Regions from separate parts of the Homo sapiens genome. Here region 1 is linked to region 2. The links are chromatin contacts, found by Hi-C or POLR2A ChIA-PET in ENCODE. All regions are on one chromosome and are shown on one strand. Each heading gives the region's core, a stretch centred on a gene start or an enhancer-like site at or near the end of the contact. The rest is flanking DNA. Distances are from core to core; before and after follow the strand shown.

The links. Hi-C counts contacts between places; a loop is a spot of excess contacts on that map. ChIA-PET counts read pairs that join two places held with the same protein, here RNA polymerase II (POLR2A). Pooled maps may share reads with other maps.
Region 1: a map of endothelial cell of umbilical vein shows a loop between it and region 2 (10-fold over the local background). The contact joins the enhancer-like site here to the promoter of GRAMD1C in region 2. A Hi-C loop is called at or near these places in 1 of 168 maps with a recorded cell type or tissue (endothelial cell of umbilical vein), 2 of 37 single-sample maps with no recorded cell type and 8 of 50 pooled maps. POLR2A ChIA-PET finds 5 or more read pairs at or near these places in 1 of 52 experiments (WTC11).

Annotation. Positions count from the first base shown.
Region 1 is chr3:113,494,850-113,501,193 of GRCh38, forward strand. SPICE1 (spindle and centriole associated protein 1) reads right to left here. Exons shown (of 18, transcript NM_144718.4): 4 at 4,590-4,733. SPICE1-CFAP44 (SPICE1-CFAP44 readthrough (NMD candidate)) reads right to left here. Exons shown (of 52, transcript NR_183050.1): 4 at 4,590-4,733. Among named protein-coding and RNA genes, the nearest start is that of SPICE1, 17 kb to the right of the region's middle. Within about 2 kb of position 3,887, at least 3 of the 41 ENCODE cell types and tissues checked have a DNase peak (open chromatin) inside an H3K27ac peak, as active enhancers do; they include endothelial cell of umbilical vein, where a contact is called at or near this core.
Region 2 is chr3:113,833,760-113,840,865 of GRCh38, forward strand. GRAMD1C (GRAM domain containing 1C) reads left to right here and starts at 5,029. Exons shown (of 18, transcript NM_017577.5): 1 at 5,029-5,177. The coding sequence starts at 5,151. RefSeq lists a silencer at 5,042-5,241.

The sequences.
Region 1 (6,344 bases), core at 2,637-5,136, 340 kb before region 2:
AAATTATAATCCATAGTTTGAAAAACACAGATGAAAGATATGAATCTTTGAGCCATAAACTTAGAGGTGTTTCAACCACTAGAGTGAATTCAGAATCCACTAATGTAATCCACTAATGTGTCAAGTCATGACCTACAACTTTAAAAACATGACATAAGATATGAGTTTTAGCATTAAACAAAAAATGTGAGGCCTCTGTGTTTAAAAACAAATCAGTTTTTTACCCTGGAGAGGTAAGAACACAAAAAGTAACATTACAGTAGTGCCTCTGGATTATGCACTTTCAACTTAGGAACTTTCATAATTAAAAGTAAGGCCACAGGCTAGAGTAAAAGCCAGATAATTCTCTCGGCACCACCACCAGATGGCATTCTCAAGTTAAAAAGTACCTGGAAACTGCTCAGTTTCCAACACTTGACTCAAATTGATAAAATATCTGATAACAAATACTCTTACCAGAATTTCTCTATACTACAGAATCAAATACATACACAATGTGACCTCAGTTATTGTTTTAAGACACAGAAAGAAAAATAGCAAGAGTCACATTCTTAATTTTTCCCCTTCTTCCCCGGCTATAGCCAAGCAGGTTGGCTGACTCAGTGAGAAGAAAGCCCTGAATTTATTCCTTCTACAAAGAGTAAGCTTTGGAATGGTATCAGGTCAAGAGCACATCAGACCCAGAAGACTGAGAGTCCAGTCCCAGTCAACAACCCTTCCCCAGCCCCACAGGGGTGGTAGATGGATATGGAAACACTGAAAACCTATATACCACTCTAGAGATGTTTCAGAATTTTGCTATAACTTAAATTATATTATCCCACAAACCAAATTTCTATTCTTACTTAGCCGTCTTGCAAGTACAAGGAATTATGAGCTTAGGAAAGAATGTGAATGAATGAGTATAATCTTTCACTATACCAGAAAAATTACACAAAGCTTATTTCCTAATAATAATTTTAAGAGTTTACTATTTTTTAAAAGCATTGACCTATCAAAATAAAGAGATGGAATTGACACATGAAGATTATAATCTTATAACCATATTGAGACCTGATATTGATTATAATGAGGTCTCATGTAAAAACCATTATCTGTCACCTTCTGCTAGTCCAAGCTTGTCCAACCTGTGGCTCAGGATGGCTTTGAATGTGGCCTAACACAAATTTGTAAACTTTCTTAAAACATTATGAGATTTTTTTTTTACAACTTTTTTTTTTTTTTTTTTTTTTTTAGCTCATCAGCTATCATTAATGTTAGTTTATTTTATGTGTGGCCCAAGACAATTCTTCTTCTTCCAATGTGCCCCAGGGAAGCCAAAAGACTGGAAACCCCTGTTTAGTCCCTGCCCTTGGGAAAAATGGTTTGAGTGATCAAAGATCAGTGTATTGGCTTTTACTTCTTCTTTCTAGATTTATAACTCCTCTCATAAAGCCCATCCATTTGACAGGTAAACTGATCTCTACAAGCCTAACTCTATCTATTACTCCTCAAATGAGTTTGCAGAGCACAAACTTAAACCTGTAAGTGGTGGTACACATGTTGGATTTTCAAAGGATCCCAGTCTCTACAAAAAAAAAGACATTATCAGAAACTCGTCATCTTAGCCCTTTTGTACCACAGTAAAAGACATGAGGTAGAATTGGGAAATTACAAAGAGGCTTTAGGAGTTATTACATTTTGGGGATTTATAAGATCTTTTTGAAAGCCTCTCCATGAGTGAGAGGGAACCCTAATTTGCTTGATTCCCATGGCATGGGTACATCTTACAGCAAATGAAATCTAAGATTATGCTGGCCAAAGAGCTTTCTCTTAATTTATGTTAATCTGGGAGTCCAGCTTCAGGTGGATGGGTCCTGTTAGCTTTAATACATAATGATGAAGCTTATGTGAATATGTCTAAGGAGGCTTCTTCCTTTGGTCCACTGCATCCCTTAAACAGAGACGTTGCAAATTTACCAACATTGAAATAAAAGATGCACATATCCATTGACTAAGCAATTCTACTTTTAAGAATTTATCCTGAAAATATACTTACATGTGTACCCAAAAACATTTTCAAGGATATTTATTACATTATTGATAGTAGCAAGGTAGAAGACAATCTGTGGGTAACTGACAGTACTACTTAAGTATCCAGCAATGTTCTTTTGGTTTCTCCTTTAACAGCAGAACTCCTGCATTTTAGCCAATTACATAGCTAGATTTCCCAACCATCTTTGTAAGTGGGAATGGCCATGTGATGACTTTCTGGCCAACAGGATATATGCCAGAACTTCTGGGTGACATGTAATAGGAGTAGCATGCACTGTTCTTCCTGTTTCCTGCTGGCTGGCATATAGCTGAATGAAGCTGCTATGGCCATTTTGTATTCAGAGACAGAAGCTGTGTAATAAAGGACTGCAGAGTTCCCTACCAGCTACCACTTTCCTCTCAACTGTTTAATAAACAGAAACAAATTTGTTTGTTTAAAGCAAAACATATAGGAGGGTATTTTTTTATTTCCAGAAGCTTAAACTATACTCTAACACACAACCTAAGTGTTCACCAATAAAGCACAGGATAAATAAATTGTGGTACATCTATATGCTAATGGCCATCAAAAAGAAAAGGTAGATGTCTAAGCACTGACAGGAAATTATCCCAAGATATGCTGGTAGAGAGAAAATACCTGAATCCTGATGAGAGCTGAGGTGCTCAACCCCTGCAGCACATTCAAATTACATAGGAACTGTCTAAAAAACACCTACATGGGGCCACATCCTAGGTCAACTAAATCTGAATCTCTGGGTATAGAGTCCAGATATAGTTATATATATATGCATACATACATAGAGAGAGAGAGAGAGAAAGAGAGCTTTTTTTTTTTTTTTTTTTTTTGAGACAGAGTCTCACTCTGTTGCCCAGGCTGGAGTGCAGTGGCACAATCTCAGCTCACTGCAACCCGGATTCAAGCGATTCTCCTGCCTCAGCCTCCTGAGTAGCTGGGACTACAGGCACCTGCCACTGTACCCAGCTAATCTTTAGGGCTTTTTTTTTTTTTTGGTTTTGCTGTTGTTGTTTTTGAGACAGGCTGGAGTGCAATGGACCAATCTCGGCTCACTGCAACCTCCGCCTCCCAGGTTCAAGCAATTCTCCCACCTCAGCCTCCCAAGTAGCTGGGATTACAGGCACCCGCCATCATGCTCAGCTAATTTCTGTATTTTTGTAGAGATGGGGTTTCACCATGTTGGCCAGGCTGGTCTTGAACTCCTGACCTCAGGTGATCTGCCCGCCTTGGCCTCCCAAAATGCTGGGATTACAGGCATGAGCTGCCACACCCAGCTGTTATATATTTTTTTAATGGAGCTTCTTGACCCTGACTGATTCTAATGTGCAGTGAGAGTTGAGAACCACTATACTAGTGCCTGAGGCAGCAGATCTACAAAAAGAAGGCAAAGAAACATCACTCATCGTCTCTCACCACCCTTCTTTAAACACCTACTTCTACCACATCTATAACTTGTATGAGAAATTCAGGACATGAGCAGGAACCACTAGAGAAAGGAAAATAAGCCCAGAGTCTGATGCAATCCAAGCAGGCTGCCTTTTTTCGTGGTGAGATCTGTGTTTTTAGGCCTTTCACTGAGAATTACCCCATAACATTTAAATGTATGCGACTTGTCCAAGATCACCAAAAGATACTTACCTGTAAAGAAGCATTCTCTCAATCAAGCCACTGTTCTTTTCTCAAGCTCATGTAAACATTTATTTGGGAGATATTATTCTTCCTGATGATGTCTAAGACTGAGACTTTATTTCAATAAGAAGCCTAACAAATTCCTCAAAAGAAAATGTATGATTCAAAGCTGCCGTGAAAGGTCAGACAGCTAAGTGCTGTACATAAGCTTCAATATGAACAAGGAGCAACACTACAGACAAAGCACATTCCTTCACAATGACTTCAGCTCAAATTTAAAAAGGTTATTTGCTGTAGTTTCCTCTTATTTCCCATATTGTTTATCCCTACATATCTGATTACTTATCTGAACACCCCACGTCTGGCAAAAGGTTAAGCCAAAGACAAGTTGCTTATTACTCAGTTGGACAAGCATACAACATCATTTTTTTTTCAAAGTAACCTAACAGCACTGCTGTTAAACTGAGAAAAATAATTATAGCAGCTTATATATAAAAAGAGGAATAAGAAAAGATTGTGCTAATCACTTTACTGAGAAAAATTATTATAGCAGCTTATATACAAAAAGAGGAATAAGCAAAGATTGTGCTATTCACTTTGTAAGTATTATATCACTGAAATCTCATAGCAATACAAGCAAATAATAATTTTAAATATGAGAAAATTCAGGCTGAAAAGTTAAATAATTTACTTAGGGTCACACAGCTGGTAAGTAGTAGAACAGGAATTCAAACCACCAAACCAGACTCCAGTCACCACTCTGTTGCTTTTTTTGAAGTCCACATGTAGATTATTGAATAAGAATGCAGTGATTACTAGAGTCTCTCCAACGTGAATCAAATTGAAGAAAAACAAAGAACCCTATTTATCTCCTTTTTTTCTTTCTAACTCTAATGCAGTTTAGCATTACCTCCTTCATGATAGACAATCTTCTTTTCTCAAGATTTAAAGTTTCTGGTTTCTGCTTCCTCCATTTTCTCTTCAAAGCTTTTTCTTGGAGTTCCCAGTGTACTAATGCTCTATTCTTCGATTTGTGTATTTCATGACGGCGTACCTATACAGAAGAGAAAAGTACATAAAGGAATGTTTCAGACACAAAGAAGTTGCCTATTCAGATGATGAGATCACCTACTCTAGTTCATCACTTTTTAAACTTTTTCTGGTCCAATATGTGCATGTTTATATATATTCATAGCCAAAATTTTCAGTCCCCTAAATTTTCAAAAATGATCTTAAAGAAAGCAGTATATAGAACTGGTAAACCTACCTAAAAGATGTACAGAAAGAAATAATAATTTCTACTACTTTTCTGCAAGACTATCCAGCAAACTAGTGTTTTTCAAACCACAGGTTGGGACTCACTTAATGGATGATAAAATCAATTCATGGGTCAAAACCAGCATTTTTTTTTAACATACACATACACACATATACACACACTAACTGAGCACAATGTAAAAGGTACAAAATCCACCGAGTCATCTTTGGCAAAGACACACTCATTTCATGATCATCACACTACTACCAAGAAATAATAATGTAGTGTTTATAGCCCTTCAATGGCCTCATGTGGGAGTGGGTCACTGAAAATACAGAAGTCAGGGAAATAGAGTTCCTGAAGTACAAGAAGAGATACGCGCCACAGATCTCAAGTGTTAGAGGGTTCACTAAGGTGGGTTCACTAAGGTTCACTAAGGTGGCTAAGAAATAAAATTAGATATTTGATTTTACAAGTACTCTAGTATTCAGAACTATGAACATGAACATATATGATAAAATGTACTACTGAGTTTTCACCATGTAAATAAAAAATCAATCCATTAAAGAGACAATAACAAGTATTACACAAGGATTCTGACTCACAAAAAACAAATGAAGATGACATTTTTTAGACAACTGAGGAGATTTGAATATGGGCTAGGTATTAGGTGTTACAAATAATTATATTTACTTTTGTTGGATGTAATAATGGCACTGTGGTTATGTTGAAAAAAAAAAGGCTTACATTTTTAAAAAATGCAAACTGAATATGTAAGCACAAAATGATGTGTTCTCTGGAATTTGCTTTAAAATATTTCAGAGAAAAAAGAAAAGGGTAAGATAAATGAAGCAACTGTGGCAAATTTTTAATAACTATCCTATCTGGGTGAACAGTACATAGTAGTTATTTCTATTTTTATCTCCATTTTCCCTTGAGTTTGAAATTTTTCATTTAAAAAATATTAACTCAGTTGGGCATAATTATTATTCTCAGTAAATAGTTAATGAGCACCTACTAGGATTAAGACTCCTGGGTACACAAAGATGTATAAGATATGGTCTGTATCTCTCAAAAGCATTAACAATCTGCCCATTGAGATTGGGCACATCCTTATAAAGACAAATGATATACATTAGATGTCATATACTCAATGCCTAAGTTAGGTAGTAATAGTTCAGAGGAGATAACTGTTGGTCAGTTTCAAAAACAGGACTTCAAACTTACTATAAAACGACAGTAATCAAGACAATGTGGTACTGGCATAAGGATTGACATATAAATCAGTGAAATAGAATTGAGAGTGCTGAATAAACATTTATATTTATGGACAAGTGATTTTTCAACAAGAGTTCCAAGATCATTCAATGGGGAAAGAATAGTCTTTCCAATAAATGCTGTTTGGAC
Region 2 (7,106 bases), core at 3,779-6,278:
CATTCCCCTGATTGTGGTAAGGTTTTGGTGACATTCCAGATTTCCAAATAAATTGTTTCTGACAGCTCTTGCCACCTTTTTTGTTGCTTTTGTGGAAGTACAGACTTTTGAAGTTCCCCACTCTGCCATTTTCGTTGATGTTGCTCCTCCTCATTCTTTTAAAAATTATTATGAAACTGCACAGAATTCCAAATTCTAATGGATGGAGGTTTGTCATTTATTTAACCAGTCCTTTATTGATGATGATTTGTTTTCAATTTTTACTACCAACTATTCTTCTAGGAATAACTTTGGATTATTTTGCATGTGTGCAATTAAATCTATAGGAAAAATTGCAGAAGTTGGTACTGCTGAAGAGTATATGCATTTTGTAATTTTTGAAGCTATTGCCAAATTCGCTATATTACTTTACACCTCCATTATTATTATTATTATTTTGAGACAGAGTCTCACCCTGTCACCCAGGCTGGAGTGTAGTGGTGCAATCTTGGCTCACTGCAACTTCCGCCTCCTGGGTTCAAGCGATTTTCCTGCCTCAGCCTCCCAAGTAGCTGGGATTACAGGCGCCTGCCACCACGCCTGGCTAATTTTTGCATTTTAGTAGAGACAGGGTTTCACCATGATGGTCAGGCTGGTCTCGAACTCCTGACCTCAAAGGATCCACCTGCCTTGGTCTCCTGAAGTGCTGGGATTACAGGCATGAGCCACCGCACCCAGCCTCTACACTTCCATTATAAGAGTCCTGTATCCCCACGGTCTTGTCAGCAGAATGCGTTTTCAAATTTCTGTACTTTTTGTCAAACTAGTAAGTGAAAAATAGTATTTCAGTGTGGTTTTAATTTCTATGCTATTCTGAGTGAAACTGAGGATCTTTTATATTTTTAAGAGACATTTGCCCAGGCACGGTGGCTTACACCTGTAATCCCAGCACTTTGGAAGCCCAAGGAGGGTGGATCATGAGGTCAGGAGTTCGAGACGAGCCTGATCAGCATGGTGAAACTCTGTCTCTACTAAAAAAAAAAAAAAAAAAATTAGCTGGGCGTGGTGGTGGGCACCTGTTATCCCAGCTACTCCAGAGGCTGGGACAGGAGAATCGCTTGAACACAGGAGGTGGAGTTTGCAGTGAACTGAGGTCGTGCCATTGCACTCTAGCCTGGTGACAAAAGTGAAACTCCGTCTCAAAAAAAAAAAAAAAAAGACACTGATATTTCCTTTTCCATGAACTTTCTGACATATACTTTAACAATTTTAACTTGACTATGGTTTTTCCATATGTTTTTCTGGGAGCTGTTTACATATTAGTGTGATCTCACTTTAAATACATGACCATTAATCTCCTAATTAAGCATTCCCCTGATTGTGGTAAGCAGGGATTTCTGGGAGCTGTTTACATATTAGTGTGATCTCACTTTAAATACATGACCATTAATCTCAATGAGGCATTTGTGTTGCCCAGCAATGCTACTGTTTTACTGTTTTCCTAAAACATTAGTCAGTTCATTCACCTGTGCTCCTAAGTATTTCATAATTTCTCCTTTCTCTTCAAACTTCTAACAACTTTTCTTCCATATTCACTTTCACCTTATGTTCTATTTCACTGCAAAATATATCAATGCTCTTCAGCCAAAGTCCAGGAGAACCATAGCTGTAGTTAGACAACATTGTGTTTATTGACTCATTGCAATGAGGGTGAAAAAATACCATGGAGAACCATGAGGACATCTCAGTGAAAGGGTGTTAGAAAGGTCTTACTACAGGATTTGGGTTTGTGTTCAGTGATTTTGCGAGGAGGATTCAAGAAGTGGAGCTTTGTCCCAGATTACATATTGTCAATAAGATGTGGTTATTCTGATTGGGTATCTTAATACATCTTATCTAGAAGGTAGGTGGAATAAAGTGAAGCTAAAGCTGTTATTGGGAAAAAGGCAGCAGTCAGTCATATTAGTCAGCATAGGGACATAGTCATTTCTGTGTTTCGAACGATGTTCACATTTTTGTCTGTGTTTAGACATGATTACCCAGTGGCCTTCTTTTTGTCTTACTCTATCATGATCATACAGTGGCCTTGCTTAATATTAGTGTTCTGTGACGTTTTTTATGTTTAACAGAACACAGTTTATGCAAAGTTTTGCAGAATGAGGATGGAAACCTGTCTTTTACTGATTATCTTATTAAGTAATTTGTCCTTTAGTATGTCATATATATTTAAGAAATATGCTCATGGCCAGGTGCAGTGGCTCACGCCTGTAATCTCAGCACTTTGGGAGGTTGTGGCGGGTGGATCACTTGAGGCCAGGAATTTGAGACCAGCCTGGCCAACATGGTGAAAGCCCATCTCTACTAAAAATACAAAAATTAGCCGGGCATGGTGGTGGGCGCCTGTAGTCCCAGCTACTCAGGAGGCTGAGGCAGGAGAATTGCTTAAACCTGGGAGGCAGAGGTTACAGTGAGTCAAGATTGTGCCACTGCACTCCAGTCTGGGGGACAGAACGAGACTCTGTCTCAAAAAAACAAAAACAAAACAAAACAAAAAAGAAATACACTCAGTGTCTGACATTTTGTGGAACTGGATTCAACTCCTTTCCATCTCTTCAACTTTACATTATGATTTTTAAATATATGTAAACAGTAAAAGAATAACTGAATAGTAGTATACCCTCCACTTAGGTCCAATAATTAACGTTTCGCTATTTTGTTTTCTCTGTGTATTCATCTTCGTGGAAGCATTTGGAAGCAAGTTGCAGACATGGTGCTACTTCACTCCTAAATACTTTTTTTTTTTTACATCCCCATGGATAACAGGGAACTCCTAAATATTTTAGTGTGAGTTTTCTAATATTAAAGACACCCTGCAACATAGCCACAAGTTATTATTATTATTATTATTTATTATTATTATTTGAGACGGAGTTTCACTCTTCTTGCCCAGGCTGGAGTGCAATGGCCTGATCTCGGCTCCCTGCAGCCTCCACTTTCCAGGTTCAAGCGATTCTCCTGCCTCAGCCTCCCAAGTAGCTGAGATTACAGGTGCTCACCATCACGCCCGACTAATTTTTGTATTTTTAGTAGAGACAGGGTTTCACCATGTTGGCCAGGTTGGTCTCAAACTCCTGACCTCAGGTGATCCTCCCACCTCAGCCTCCCAAAGTGCTGGGATTACAGGCTTGAGCCACCACGCCCAGCTGCCAAAAATTATTAATTATCCATAAATGAATATCCATAAATGTATACATAAATCATTAATTATCCTGTAACATCAACTCTAATAGCCATTTCATATTCACTATTCCTCAATTGTTCTAGAATGTCTTCCCTCCCTCCCTTCCTTCCTTCTTTCCTTCCTTCCTTCCTTCCCTCTCTCTCTCTTTCTTTCTCTCTCTCTGTCTCTCTTTTCTGGAGATGGGGCCCCCCTGTTTTGCCCAGGCTGGTCTTGAACTCCTGGACACAAGCAACCCTCCCACCTTAGTCTCCCAAAGTGCTGGAATTACATGAGTTAGCCACTGTGCCTGGCTTAGAATGTCTTTTTTATAGCTGTTTGGTTGGGAACTCTGAACCCCAAATATCTGAGACAGGCCTCAGTTAATTTAGAAAATTTATTTTGTGAAGGTTAAGGACACACCTGTGACACAGTCTCAGGAAGTCCCAATGACATGTGTCCAAGGTGGTTGGGGTACAGCTTGCTTTTATATATTTTGGGCAGACCTAATACATCAATCAATACATGTAAGATTTACATTGTTTCAATCTGGAAGGGGAGACAGCTCCAAGGCGAGAAGGAGGAACTTTCAGGTCATTGGTACATAAAAAAATTTTCTGATTTGCAATTGGTTGAAAGCGTTATTATTGACTGGGAGCTGTGGCTTGCACGTGTAATCCCAGCACTTTGGGAGGCCGAAGGGGGCAGACTGCTTGAGTCCAGGAGTTCGAGACCAGTCTGGGCAACATGGCGAAACCCTGTCTCAAAAAACAAACAAACAAACAAACAAACAAACAAACAAAGTAGTTAAGCATGGTGGCACACGCCAGTAGTCCCAGCTACTCGAGAGGCTGAGGTGGGAGGATTGGTTGAGTCCGGGAGGTGGAGGTTGCAGTGAGCAGAGATTGCGCCACCGCACTCCAGCTGGTCTAATAGAGCCAGAACCTGTCTCAAAAGAAAAAGAGAAAAAAGAGTTATTATCAGTAGAAAGGAATGTCTGGGTTAGGATAAGGGGTTGTGGATACCAAGGTTTTATCATGCAGATGCAGCCTCCAAGTAGCAGGTGTCCGAGGCAATAGATGATAAATATTTCTTCTCAGACTTAAGGTCTGTGTTGATGTTAATGAGGCATGTCCAATCCCCTCTTTCATCATGGCCTGAACTAGATTTTCAGGTTAAATTTGGAACGCTCTTGGCCAAGAGGAGGGGTCCATTTAGATGGCTGGGGGTGGGCCTCGGCATTTTATTTTTGGTTTACAGAACCAAGAATCTGCAATACGTACAGCAGTTAATCAGTAACTTCAATCCTTTATTGGAAGGAACAAGAGTTTCCTGGCCGGGGGCGGTGGCTGACGCCTGTAATCCCAGCACTTTGGGAGGCCAAGGCCAGCGGATTGCCTGAGGTGGGGAGTTCGAGACCAGCCTGACCCACATGGTGAAACCTTGTCTCTACTAAAAATACAAAAATTATCCGGGCGTGGTGGCAGGCGCCTGTAACCACAGCTACTCGGGAGGCTGAGGCAGGAGAATCGCTTGAACTGGGAGGCGGAGGTTGCAGTTAGCCGAGACGGGGCCTTGGCACTCCATCCAGCCTGAGGAATGAGAGCGAAACTCCGTCTCAAAAAAAAAAAAAAAAAGTTTCCGAGCAATTCACCTTTTCGCACATTGGGGCAGGGTATGCCATTTCCTGGGAGGCACAGTAGTTTGAGGTTGGGAATAGGGAAGTCTCATTGTGACCCCTAGAAAGACAAGCCTTCAGGCTAACCCGGTAACACCCATCGTCAGGAATCCTTCACGGCCGCCAGAGGGCGCAAGGAGCTGCGGCTGGAAGTACTCGGAGGGCCGGCGGAGGAGGCGCGCGGAGCCTGTAACTCGCAGCGCGCGCTGGAGGTGGGCGCGGGGCGGTGCGGTGCGGTGCGCGCGGGGCGGTGCCGCGGCGGCGGAGGGAGCCGCGATGGAGGGCGCTCCGACTGTCCGTCAGGTAAGCCGCGGGCCTCGCTGGGGCAGGTTCCCATCTGTGGCTTTAGCCTACTTTTTCTCACGGTGATTGCTTGAACCTTCTCAGATTACAGTTAATCCCTCCCTTCCCTTTTCTTCGTGCTCTTTGGAGTAATACGGAAAGTTGTTACCGAGGAAACGGTTTCCTGTGCCTCTGCGAGCCCTTTCCCTACGGGCGGTGGTGGGGACATTTGCTTCCCTGTGGGCGTTGAGGGCTTGAATTTGGTCCCGAAATGTCCTGGTGCGGATGTCTCAGCCCCAGGCCCCCTTGGGTCAGGCCCCATGGTCGTGATTCTGACCCACTGTCAACGTTTTTTCCAGCCTTGCCCCCTTCCTTTCATTCTCAGCCCTGTTGTAAAGGTCCGGATAGTTTAAATCACTGTGCTGTCAGCCAAGTTTTTGATTTCAACTAGTCTAGTTTTATTTGTTTACTACCTTATTTGACAAAACGGAAAGCGTGCTTATTAATATTCAGGATGAAACCCCGCTTTTGTTGGACGGGCGCCTGCGTTTCTGAACACCATCCTCCTTCTACATTGGTTTGTGTGTATGTATTTTACTTTTAGAGAACTGCGGTCAGTGCTATATCTTCTGAAGAGCGTTATAGTTTACAGATTAGTGGAGGTACACAAATAATTGTTGAATGAACAGATGAATGAGTGTTATTTCACTTGATTTGAAAAACATTACTATGAAATAGTCAAGCTGGATATTCATGAACCCAATCAGTCACTGATTCAGTTATGTCCCTGGCACTGGGTGTTCGGGATTAGATGGTGATTAACACAGACATGATCCCTGCTCTCAATAAGCTTATTGTCTAGACTAGAGATAAAATTATTTCCTCTATTGTAGAGTTAAGGAACAGATGTACAGAGATTGACTTTGCTAAGGACCACACAGCTAATAAGTCAGAGAGACAGGAATCTACTGTAGCCACCCCAGAAAGCCAGAATGGACCCCCATCCCAAATTTGATTCAGGTGTAGAAACTGATGATGCCACACACACACCATGAGGTTGGAGTAGAAACTGATGATGCCACACACACACCCTGAGGTTGGAGTGCAGTGGCGCAATCTCGGCTCACTGCAAGCTCTGCCTCCCGGGTTCACGCCATTCTTCTGCCTCAGACTCCCCAGTAGCTGGAACTACAGGCGCCCGCCACCACGCCCGGCTAATTTTTTGTGTTTTTAGTAGAGACGGGGTTTCACCGTGTTAGCCAGGATGGTCTTGAACTCCTGACCTCATGATCCGCCCGCCTCGGCCTCCCAAAGTACTGGGATAACAGGCTTGAGCCACCACCGCGCCCGGCCCTGAAAAAGTCTTTTACTTACATAATTAAGGTCTCCAGGGAGAGCAAGGCAGGCCTCTCAAGCAGCACTAAAATGGCTTAAGAGAGCCTCAGGAAAAAACTGGCTCCAGGTCTTTTTTTCACCCTTGATGTTTGATGACTGACCTGCACCATTTGAATTTGAATTTGAATTTAAGTCAGCCATTGTGGCCCAGTGCAGTGGCTCATGCCTGTAATTCTAGCACTTTGGGAGGCCAAGGCAGAAAGAAGTATCGCTTGAGGACAGGAATTTGAGACCAGCCTGGGCAACAAAGCAAGACCCTGTATCTACCAAAATAAAAAAAAAAAAGAAAGAAAAATTAACTGGGCATGGTTGTGTGGCGCCTGTGGTCCTAGCTATTTGGGAGGCTGAGATAGGAAGATCACTTGAGCACAGGAGGTTGAGACTGCAGTGACCCCTGTTTGTGCCATTGCACTCCAGCCTGGGTGACAGAGACCAAATTATTTTCAGAAATTTAACCAAGGTGGTAGGCCTTACACTATGTGTGGCACAATAGCCCATCCTCCTTTTGTGAGCTCCTTTGTGAGTATGTCAAAAGACTGTCCTCAGGGGAGGATG